2 separate regions of the Homo sapiens genome follow, and region 2 is linked to region 1. A link is a loop called in an ENCODE intact Hi-C map of the cell type or tissue named here. Cell type or tissue: B cell. All regions are shown on one strand. Links, peaks and the distances in the headings refer to the core of each region. The heading gives the core; the rest is flanking DNA.

Evidence for each region. Hi-C counts contacts between places; a loop is a spot of excess contacts. Peaks named below come from ENCODE experiments on the same cell type or tissue, not always from the same donor. Only the 100,000 strongest peaks of a DNase experiment are listed, where the experiment ranks them.
Region 2: a loop joins it to region 1, with 4 times the contacts of the local background. A loop is called at or near these places in 3 of 110 quality-filtered maps.

What each region holds. Positions count from the first base shown.
Region 1 is chr1:207,318,118-207,324,066 of GRCh38, reverse strand. It overlaps CD55 (CD55 molecule (Cromer blood group)), which reads right to left and starts at 2,389. Exons shown (of 10, transcript NM_000574.5): 1 at 2,202-2,389; 2 at 1,500-1,685. The coding sequence starts at 2,301. LOC107985251 (a long non-coding RNA gene) reads left to right here and starts at 1,938. Exons shown (of 3, transcript XR_007066838.1): 1 at 1,938-2,381. RefSeq lists a silencer at 2,114-2,193 and an enhancer at 2,754-2,963. In B cell, for the core only: a CTCF peak has its summit at 2,873 (motif pointing left); DNase peaks (open chromatin) are centred at 1,746 and 2,626; H3K4me3 peaks cover 3,164 bases; H3K27ac peaks cover 4,694 bases.
Region 2 is chr1:206,554,358-206,560,317 of GRCh38, reverse strand. All of the region lies in intron 2 of RASSF5 (Ras association domain family member 5), which reads right to left. LOC124904494 (a long non-coding RNA gene) reads right to left here and starts at 1,950. Exons shown (of 2, transcript XR_007066831.1): 1 at 4-1,950. RefSeq lists enhancers at 2,458-2,707, 2,333-2,833 and silencers at 2,858-3,197, 3,218-3,287. In B cell, for the core only: no CTCF peak of the experiment used is centred there; DNase peaks (open chromatin) are centred at 1,047, 2,127, 3,137 and 4,797; H3K4me3 peaks cover 3,456 bases; H3K27ac peaks cover 4,577 bases.

The sequences.
Region 1 (5,949 bases), core at 1-5,000:
TAAACAGATTGCCCACAAATTGTATACATAAAGTATTTACATCTGTAAACAGATTGCCCACAAATGTGAATCTAGAGAGGCATGGTCAAGTGGAAGGGTCATCATTGGATTTGTAGTCAGAAGACCCAAGTTTACACCTTGGTTTTGGCGTAAAAGCTGCTGCTCTTGAGGAAGTTATTAAACTACTGGGGTCTGTCTCCTCCGCCATAAAAAGAGTGTAAGAGCCCCAACTTACCTCATAAGGTTGTTTGGAGGATTGGATAAAGTAATAACATGGGGAAGAGTTAAAACATGATACATGTGCAAAGACTATGTACTTCATCCTACTGCCTCTATTGTGGATAAAAATAAAAAGTTAAAGCCTATTTCACGCATGGCTTCTAAAGGTATTTGTGCCAATTTCTGTATTTACAGTAGCTTCTATTGATTTAAGTTGTTCAAAGTCAGGTTATCGGGTCTCTTTATCTTTATCTCTACTCATATATCTCAAAGCTAATACAGGGCTATGTAAGTAACAGATTTTTTTCCTCCAAGATAATGCCAATATATATTTTATGAAATCAAAGGGCACATAAGGTGTGGATGACTGTATGTATATTCACCTAAAACAAGAAATCTTCATTTCTTTTAATTCTACTAGGTATCAGTATCAAACACGGTTACTGTGTTAGCCCCCAAACAACTCTTCACTGGGCCTCTTATTCATTTTTAACAATCAACCTATCTACCTGTCTATATCCCAGTTTATACATCTCTCTCTCCCTATATATATCTCTCTCCCTATATATATATATCTCCCTATATATATATATCTCTCCCTATATATATCTCCTTATATATATCCCAATTATATATCTCCTTATATATATATATCCCAATTATATATATCTCTCTCCCTATATATATATCCCAATTTATATATATACATATATTTTTTCAAAGTAGCAAGAAGAGAAGATTTGGAATATTCTCCACACAAACACCAAGTGTTTGAGGTACTGGCTATCCAATTACCCTGATTGATCATGACACACTGTATGCATGTGCCAGAATATCACATGTACCCTATAAATATGTACAAGTATAACAGATTTTGAAGTAAATATTGAGAGCTTTTAAAAATGCCACCACAGAGTTGTATTTGGTAAGTCCTACTTTATAAAATACTTAAGAAAACATATCATTTACGCTATGTGTCTCAAGGCAATTGCCAAATATATTTTATATGTTTACTCCCTAAACAATACCTATTGTTTATTTTCTCTACTAGTTCGTTCAAGAGGTACAGTGTTAGGAAGAAAAACTCTTAATGAAGCAGCAGGACCTACTCAGGGTGGTAAATGTCTTCAATTAGCTGGAGTGTGACGTGCCAACAGGGTATACCCTGGGGTTTAGTAACGCTAGAGAACTATCAATTACTAGTCACTCCAAAGGTATATAAAAATAAATTTAAGATACATTCCATTCCCAGAACTTTTCTAAAAAGATGAAGAACTTACGATTGCAGAACTCTTCAATATCTGACCATTGACTGCCCTTAAGGCAGATCACTGAGTCCTTCTCGCCAGGAATTTTCACAAAGCTTTCTTCACATTTGTACGTTATTACAGTATCCTCGGGAAAACTTGTACGGCCTTCCAAAGCTGGCTGGGCATTAGGTACATCTGGGGGAAGGCCACAGTCACCTAGGGAGACAAAAGCAGAACTGAAGGAAATGACTATCAAGTGTCCTCACAGTTGCTGTTTTCAAGACACAAGCCCCCTTGAAATGCCACACCTGAAAGAGATGACATGCAAGTTTGCAGCATCGTGTGCTCCACACGGCTGGACTCTGTCGAGAGTGGGGAACGGTCAGCGGTCTGGCCTCCCATCCTTTTAGACCAGCTTTTTGGGGGTTAAGGATACAGTCTCTTTGAGCCCTCCCTTTCGATTTTGCCAGGCTTGGCTGCTCCGCAAACCCAGCCGGGGCCTCTTTAACCCTCCACGCCGACCCCTAAAGCCAAGTCAGCTGGGGGCCGACACAGCAGGAGCCCCAAATGCTGGTGAGCGGCGAGAGCCTTAAAGGCACAGGACGGCGGGAACCACGACCGCGGGCCAAGCTCCCCACCTGCCAAGTCGCCGGCCCCTGTGCGTGTCTCAGAGACCGACTTGGACCTCCCACCCAGCCCAGGGGCTTCCCCGGCCGCCGGGCCCCTACTCACCCCACACGGCCGGCAGGCACAACAGCACCAGCAGCAGCAGCCGGGGCAGCTCCCCGAGGAGGGGCAGCGCCGCGGGCACGCTCGGCCGCGCGACGGTCATGGCGCGCCGGGTTAGAACAAGGACGCGCCGCCGGGACTCCGCCGAGTCGCAGCTACGCCCAGCGGCCGGAGCGAGTTGCAGTAAGCAGAAGCCTCGTGGCTCCGCAATACCAGTTAAATGAGTGCTTTGGGCGGGGTCTGGGCTGGGGCTCTGCGTCACCAAGGGTGGGACAAACAAGACGGGTGGAGTAGGGGTTTGTTGTGGTCAGAGGTGCGGTCAGAGGGCTCCGGCGTCATACGCCCCGGGGGCCCTAGACTCGGGGAGAGTGGGGAGGGGAAGGAGGAGGAGCTCGCTGGCAACACCCTCTGGGACTCACTCTCTCCACTGCTGGGTGGGGCCTGCGATGACCTGCCTTCTAGAAACCTAAATATCTCCTCGCTACGTAAACACAAACGGGGTGTAAACGGGAGAGGGGGAGGGGTGCTCAAGTATCGCAGGCCTTGCTGCCCGCACGTGAGTTCGTCTAAGCGGAGCATCCCCGCGCTTGAGTGCTGCCAAGGGGACCTGCAGGTGCGGTGGAGTTCGGGGGCTGAGACTCAGGCGCTGAGACGCGGTGCTCTACCCGCGTCTTGGGCCCTCTACTGGGAGGTCTGTCAAAGGCCAGCACGAGGGTGGGGAAATAACTAAGGAGGAAGGGCGTCATCTCCTAGAACACTCTCTAATGTGAAAACAGAGACCTGGGGAAACAGGTTGAATAACACAGTAGGGAGTGAACATTGTTCATGCCTTGTTCGGGTGGGAGTCATTTTCTTCACCCGGGTTCTCCTTATTTACGAAAGACACCACTTTGGGATTACTCCAGACTGACTGTAGAGAGAAATTCACCAGTGTGCGTGTGTGTATGTGTGTGTGTGTGTGTGTGTGTGTGTGTGCGCGCGCGCGCGCGCGCCTCGGGGCGGTGTGGGGTGGGATAACAATAAAAACAAACAGACCCCAAAACGCTGAATGGTGGTGGGGTGGATTTTAAGAGGAAGGCTTGTTACAAACCCTTTAGAATAAATAGCCTGAGGTTTGCAAGACTGGCCACACATTAGAATCACGTGGGGAGCTTATATATATATTTATATTTATATATTCATATATATTTATACATATATAAATATATATTCTTTAAGTTCTGGAATACATGTGCAGAACATGCAGGTTTGTTACATAGGTATACACGTGCCATGGTGGTTTGCTGCACCCATCAACCCAACATCTACATTAGGTATTTCTCCTAATGCTATCCCTCCCCTAACCCCCACCCTCCAACAGGCCCCCGTGTGTGATGTTCCCCTCCCTGTGTCTGTGTATTCTCATTGTTCAACTCCCACTTATGAGTAAGAACATGCAGTGTTTGGTTTTCTGGTCTTATGTTAGTTTGCTGAGGTTGATGGTTTCCAGCTTCATCCATGTCCCTGCATAGGACATGAACTCATCCTTTTTTATGGCTGTGTAGTATTCTATGGTGTATATGTGCCACATTTTCTTTATCCAGTCTATCATTGATGGGTATATGGGTTGGTTCCAATCCAGAGGCCCAAACTGCACCTTAGACAAATTAAATCAGCATCTTTGGGGATGGGACTGGGTATCAGGATTACTTAAAGTGCCACACTGTGCAGCCAGGTTTGAGAACCACAGACCTATATGGTACTGGTCAGAGTAAAGATCTATCCAGCTTAGGACCACCCCTGTCGAAAACAGAAAGGATATAGATGGCAAGGTGGGTTGCCCTTCTTCATAGAGAATAGCCTCAAGAACATGCTTCCCTGTAATAATTTATCTGGGTCTGGCTAGCAGAGTCCTAGCCTAGATTCCTTTTCCCTTAAATGCCTTACCTCGTTAAGTGAAATTCCCTACTTGGAATTATACTTTGGTCTATGGACCAGCTGTGGGGGTATTTGTTATATCCTATCATTATATTCTTTCCTGAAGGTTTTCTGATAGCTCTTTCCTGGTTGGTATGAGCTTTTTGAGGAGGAAAACAGCAATTTTTCAATCATAGCATTTTCTTTGACCCATACCTACTGTATAGAACCAAACCTTGTGTTGCCCATTGCTGGAGCCAATCCTACAGTGATTCCAAGCAAGGGACTACTGTAGGATTTCACTGAAACCTAACAATATTCGAACATTGTGGAGTTTAGAAGTTATGGTGGGGGGCTTTTAAAACCATCTAGTGTCATCCTCATATTTGATGTTAAAATATCTAACCTTTACTCCCATATTGGATATAAAAACACAAGGTATGTTAGGTCCTGGCAGTGTTTAGAAGTGGCATGAGGTCTTCATTTATTCCCCCAATAACCTCCAGTAACCTTAACCACCACTCCCTTCTGTCCTGCCATTAGAGATAGGTAATCTTCATTCCTGCTTGGGCTCACAGAATTGGTGTGAAAGGCAAGGTAGCATTATGAAAAAGACAGGTTCAAGCAAGACCAGTTATGCAGCTGTTAGAAGACTTAACATTGAAGTCTGTTAAAGCTCTCTACATGTTTATTATGTGAATGTCATAGCTTTATATGGAGAGAAAACAATGAGCTCTGCAAAGTGTCAAAAATATTATCTCTATCACACAGCTCAGTGACACTAAATGTCCTAAGCATTCACCTTCCAGCATACTTAGTTATTGGCAATAACTTTTTTTAAAAGGAAATTTTGGCCGGGCGTGGTGGCTCACGCCTGTAATCTCAGCACTTTGGGAGGCCAAGGCAGGAGGATCACCTGAGGTCAGGAGTTCCAGACTAGCCTGGCCAACATGGTGAAACCCCGTCTCTACTAAAAATACAAAAATTGGCTGGGCGTTGTGGCAGGTGCCTGTAATCCCAGCTACTTGGGAGGCTGAGGCGGGAGAATCACTTGAACCTGGGAGGCGGAGGTTGCAGTGAGCCAAGATCGCGCCATTGCACTCCAGCCTGGGGGACGAGAGCAAAACTCCGTCTCAAAAAAAAAAAAAGAAAAGAAATTTTACGAACAATTACTGGATAGAGTCTTAAGTAATAGTTACAATCAGCCAAATTTCAACATTCTGAGGGGAAGGAAACAAAGAAATCCACTATGTATTTACTCAATTTAGAAAAGAGATCTATGATAAAATCTAAGCATTCCTCAGAAAAAAGCAAATATGTGAATTTATAACTTACTAAAGATTATTTTAAATAAATGGCCTCATTTGTTGTGTTCCAGTTGCTTTATACACATTATACCATTTCACCAACACAACTTCATGAAGTGAAGATAACTATCCATATTTTGCAGACAAGGAAACAGGCTGAGAGGCTGTTTACCAAAGCCCATGCACTAACTAGCGACCAGGTCAGAATCTAAACCTAGTTTGATTCCAAAACCTGTACTTCTCCTGTCCTGCCGTACTACATTCTTTTTATTGGAATGAGCAAAAATTTCTTGTATGCAGAGGATGATGAATTAGGTACTTGGGGAGGTGATTTGGGAACCCAGGGGCTTATGATATGAGAAGTAGTTCCAAGGCTTCATACTTATCTACCAGAAACTATCAGTGTGTCCTCAGCTGAGTCACTGCACCTCTCAAGGGCTTATTTCTGCATTGATTAAATAGCATTTGGCACTAAAATAGTCTCTATAGACCTTCCAATCCAAAACAAGCTTATGTAATTAAGTCAAAATACAAAGAAAATAGGTTTA
Region 2 (5,960 bases), core at 397-5,396, 760 kb after region 1:
GACCAGTGGCAACTCCCAGGTGGTGGCATCGCACAGCAGTGAGGCTTCCCTGAAGCTCTGTTCTAGCCAGGCACAAACTGAGCAGCCACACAGGTTGTTCTGACAAGGCTATTTATAGAAGCAAGCTCAGCCCTTCCCAGATGAGGGCCTCAATCTCTCGACGACCGGGAAACACATCAACTCCTTTCCTTGGAGACAGGAAAAAGAAATTCTCTTAGGAGCTCAAGCGTGATCTCTCTTTGGGTAAGAATAAAAGCACTGTAAGAGGTCAGAATGGGGTCAGAATATGGCAGAGCTCTTTAAAACCCTTTCCAGAAGTGATCCAAGGGAGAAAAGAGAGTGGAAAAGTGTCATTGAAGGTAAAAAGGCACCTAGAAGAATGAAAGACTGAAACCTTTGGAGGACGCGTCCCCAGCTCAGCCTGCCTCACCCTCCTCAGTCCACCCCTGCACTTGCTCACCCAGCCCTGCCCCTCCCTGGAGAGTTCTGTGCTGAAGGCCAGCCTCGTGCTGAGGAACACTGTCCCTGACCTGAATATCCAGTCAAGATGCTTCCCGTAAGGATAAGAGGGGCCGTGCCCACCACCCTGAAGCATTTATCCCTGATCACCCTCTCTGGGGTTCAGTAAAAGGAGTTTCTTAGAAGGGATTCCTGTCTTCTGAGGGCTTACAGACTCCAGCAAAATGACACAGGAAGATATACAGAGGCCTCAAGATACAAGGTGGATTCAAGACACAAAGTACAGGAAGTGTTTCTGCAGGGACCAAACCAAAGGTGTATTTTCTGGAGGCAGGTGAGGAAGGAGAACTGGGGGGAAGAAGGGAGAGAGATGGCTGTTCAGGCCATGGAGCAAGCCATCCCCCACACCAACCCCATCCCAGTGTATTTTCTTATAGGATATTTCTATTCCTCCCAAGAAATATCAGAAACGGTTATCTTTTCCACTGCCAAGTAAAAGAAACCCCATCTTTGCAGTGCCTCTTCCTCACCTAATTATGCAAAAATCTCACCCTCTGAAACTGAGGGCTTGCAGCCTAGCTGGCAGTGAGAGGCAGGCACAGCACCTAAACTTTGGTTTAAAAACAGGAACCATTTCCTTCCCAGGCAGCAACAAAACACTCTAGAGAAATAGTTCAAAACCTCAACTGTATATCAGAATTACCTGGGGGGCTTTTCAAAATCCTGATGCCCAGGCTGTACCCCAGGCCATTTAAATCAGGTGCTCTGGGCATGGGAACCAGGTATCACCAGTATTTTCTAAAGCTTCCTGTGAATCCAGTGTGTAGCTAAGATTGATAACCACTGGTCTAAATACCTAGCTAGCTGGAGTATCTGTGGGGATTTGGGGGACTTATACCACGCGGCAAGAACCCCACGGGAGGGTGGGACACCTCCCCTCTGCAGCCACGGTGTTCTGCAGGAGCCCCACCTACAGCCAGGGAAAGGGACGCCTGTCCCTTTGCCCCTCACCCTCTGGAACATCCCCTGCTCTCCAGCCTCATGAGTGGTGCCCTGGAAAACAGGTGCTAGTTACAGGGGCCTATTTTAGTTGACTCCTTCAAACATAAAATCACAATCTCTTCTTTGGTTCTTGGGCCTCTTCTCACAATTGGAAGGTACAGTATATTTGCCTGACTTCAGAATCCAGGAAAGGCAGAGCCTACAGGCAAGATGAATTATTAACAAAGGAGGCCTCAGAGTCAGGCCTGGGGAAGTTTTTGGTTAATTTGAATTGGTGTAGCACTGCTGAATTAATGATGAGCCTGCCACACACCTGCGAAATATAACAGCTCACTTCTGTCTATAAACCAGCCCCTTCTAGGTAACCTCTCTAAGGACCTGGCTTGGAGCCCTCTCATCTAAGTAGCAAAACAAATAAACAAACTCAGCTTTACCTCCACTCCCACCAAGATACTGACAGACACGAGGCCTGCAGCCAACTAGGAGAGTGGCCAGGGCACCCAGGCTTGCTGGGTGTCTAGAGGCGGACACCTTTAGGAAATACAAGTCATGCCATCAGGAAACACACGCAAGCCCCTTCAGGTTACCCAAACCGACCCAGGAAGTTAAAGTGGTAGCATGACAGCAGCCTAGGCCAGAAGTTTTCGTCTGCTTCTAAAAACACCCTGGACTTCTGCAAAGTTGCTGGATTACGACTTAAGGTGGTTTCTGGCCACTTCAAATACGGAAGTCCCAACCGATGAATGTGTGTTTATGAATGTTTATCAACTGATGAATGTTTATCTTATTGTGGGATTGGGTGGCATTCAGTTTCCACCTAGAACTTCTAAGCTAGGATTTGGGGAGGGGGTGCGGTTATGAGACCGTGCACTCAGGCACAGGTGAACCTGCAGCCAATCTACCAGCCAGGGGCAGCCCCCACATTCTGGAGAGCCATTTTGAAGAGATCTGTGGATGGAACCGCTGTGAGGAGGGCTGACCAACTGAATAGTGCAGGTCCCTGAAGGGCTCCAGATACGATGCTCAGCCCTCAGGGCAACTGCCTGGCCACTTTCCTGACATGTGGCTTTGTCCCTTTGCTGGGAGCAAGGTTTCCCTTCTAGATTGACCACAGAGGTTATTTCCCCCCACGAAAGGCTCCTGCATTCCATTATTATGTTTACCTTTGAAAGATGTTTGCTCTGCGCATTTCTGAAAAAGGTAGTCTTAGCAGTGAAGAAGCAGTCTTCCAGTTCCTCGTCCAGGCTGCAGTACCCACTGCTCATGCTGCTGTCCACGGTCATCTACCCCGGAGTTCCCGGCCGAGGCCGCCAGCGCATCAAGGGGGCCGGGCTTGGGATGCGGCGGAGGGAGGTGGGCACCCCTCCCCGGGCTCCGCTTGGCGTAAGCCCCTAGCTCTGAGCCCCGAGCCGGGAGCTGGTCGGGTAGCGGACCAGGCAGAGCCGGCGGGCCGCCTGCGTTTCTTTCAGCGGGGTGCGAGCGCTCGGGCGGCCCGGTAACCTGCTCCTGTCCCCGCGCCGCCTGCGCCTGCAGAGCCCCGGGCGCCCGGCTCGCGCCTCACTCCCTGACTCGTCCGGGCTCTGCGGTTTCGTGTCCCCGGCGCCAGCGCCCTCCCTCCGCCGCCGTGCAGAGCGCCATCTCCGCACCTCCCCCGCCTCCCGCGCCTTTCCTGCCCCTCGCGTAAAGCAGTTCTGAAGCCACTTCCTCTGCAAGGTTCCTCAAAGCCGGCTCGGCTGTCACTGCGCCCCTCCCCCGCCTCCCCGCCGCCTGGGTGCCACCCGCCCCCGGTGGCAAGTGGACTCAGGGAACTGCAGGTCATATAAGGGATGCAGGGAAAGAAGGGACCAGGATGGACCCGAGGGGGAACATTCCCTCTGTTCTTTCTTCATCATGCACTTGCTTCTGGAAAGAGCCCATTCTCATCAGCCCCGGTGACTCAGGTTCCACGGAGTAAAAGGTGCTAGCTATAAGGGCAACACCATCCCTCCTCCCTTCTCCCCCATCCACTTCCTCACCCCCACCCCCTCCCTCCCCCATTCGCTGGGTGGGGGAGCCGGGTCAATCGGAATGGTTAGAGAAGAAAAAAATCAATATCTGCCCTGCCTGGGGAAACAGCAATATTTTAAGTTGGAAATGCCAGAAGAAACTGCAGGGTCACCACAAACACATGCAAATCAGATGCAGAGTTATGGCAACCTAGAGAGCAAGCTGCCTTCCCACCCATAGAACTTGGCCCTCAGGAAGCCTCAGGATACACAGGAGCCTGCAGACACTGTCCAGGTCATCTGTGTATCTTCCGGATAGTCTGAGAAAGAGGGGTCTTGGCCTGATCTTGTCATTCCTAACATTGAGAAGGGCTCATTTATATTTTCCCATCTGACTGGACAAAGGAACACATAGGGCTGAATCCTTCAAAGCAGTTAAGACAATTACCCCACAATAGATCAATAGCAGTTCTAGCTACCATTGTTTGAACAACTCTCTGTGCAAGTGATTTACGTGCACTCTATCATTGACTCATTCCAATAGCCTTGAGACAGAGACTGTGTACAGATGAGAAAAGTAAGGCTCGGAGTCACACAGGTAGAACACGTGTGCTGGGACTCAGCCCTGGTGTGTGCAGCTGCCTACGCCCCAGTCACTGTCATGTACAGACCCTCAGCAATGATGAGGCTATTTGGGTGGGCACTTTGCCATCTTTAAATACAGTGGGGGCTGGAGTCCCGGCAGGGAAACTGCCTTCAGAGGCCTGGCTTTGCTACCATGTTCATGGAGTCTGATGGCTCATGGACCCCGGAGGGCCCTGGACTGTGGCTGAGAGGGGTTATCAGGTCTCTCTCCAAATCTGTGTAGCTTTTCCTACAGTTCTGAAACAATCCAGTCCTGGGGAAACATAAGCTGGGTGGAGGACTAGACTCAGCCCCCCGGACACCAAGCTGCCAACTCCATCTTAAGCTCTGGCTACCTTCATGAGAAACCCTCTCCCTCTCCCACCTAAGCCAAATCCGTCAGTGCTCGGGAAGGTTTCAAACTGCAGCCCAATTTGGCTTCATCCTCCCACACAGTCTTCTTCCCAGAAGCCTGCGAGTGCCTGGCAGGCACAAAAACAAGAGAGCTGAGAGTCAGCACCCCAGCCGGCTGGCCGCCCTCGGTGCAGGAGAACTGTCAATACCAGTAGCTGTCTTCTCTGGCAGGCAGATAAGAGGAGGGAGACGGTCAGCACCCGGGGCTGGGGTGAGCTACCGGGTGTTTGCAGGGGAAGATCTCACATTAATGGGGGTGAAAGTAGGTTCTGGCTTTGTCTGGAGCAATCTTTTTTTCAAATTTTAGAGGCTGTTTGGGGGGTTTCCCCCAGAGAGGTGGTTTCCTGTGATCCTTGGGCCATCAATAACAGCTCACCTGCTTTGTCCAGCCAGCTAAGAAACATGCTTTTCTTCATAAAAAGAACCTCCTTGCTCAGTGGGAATCTAATACTTAAGAAAAAAAAAACAGGCCCCAGATTCTCTGTGGCCACACTGTGTCCTTGGATTCATGCCGGGAAGCTCTGCAATGCAACCTTCACATACAGCTAATAACAACCTATTCAAACACCAAGCCAAGGTACCCCAGGAGTCAGCATGAATCTCTCCTTAGAAGCAGCACACCAGATGCCAGACCTGGTTAGGAAAGTTCTCAGGGACACTGTGTTCTTTTAGGGTACTGCTCCCTGCCATTCCAAACCTTATGAAAATCTGACATCTGAATAGGGTCTTTCAAACCTTTTTAACATCCATTATTTCCCCCAGGCTACTCTTTTATCCTAAGAGCAGGTACTATGCCCATTTTATAGATAAGGAAACTGAGGGAAGTAACTTGTTCCATCACAGCTCATTACTTTCAAAGCCTCTTGACTTCTAGTTAATGTCTCTTTCCCTACCCTGTCCCAGCTGTCAGTGAATCTAGGTTGGGAAGAAAGCCATGTGTAAGAAGTCAGCAAAACAGAGACTGTGCTGGCAGGGACTTTAGGACTAGAAGAAATATACAAAGATCATATATAATATACCAAAGTTGGCCAGCCTCCAGGAGGAAAAATCCAGACTGAAGCCCCAGGGTCTCAAAGGAAGGAAGACAGGACTCCCTGAAGCATCTAATGGCCCTGTCTGAACCTCTGGACCTCTTCCCTATGAATAATCAATAATAGTGATAGCTTGGCCAGGGTAAGAGGGAGGGGGCATGGAAGAGTCTGAGCAAGAGCCTTTAAGGCCCTGAGATGTGATCGCACAAAGGATGGGAACTGGCTATTCTTGTCCCTGGACTTAGGAAGAGGAGGCTGGATCTAAAGCTGTAGCAGCCAGAGCCCTAAATCCATGGCGTCGTGCTGGGGTTCAGAAAGCCCCATTGAAATGATGAATGGGCCACTTTCCTAACTCAAAGTGTTAGATGATGAAAGACATTATTTTAAGCTTTTTTCCTTTCTCAGATACAATCCTGTCATGTGGCCAGATCCTCTTGTAAGATCC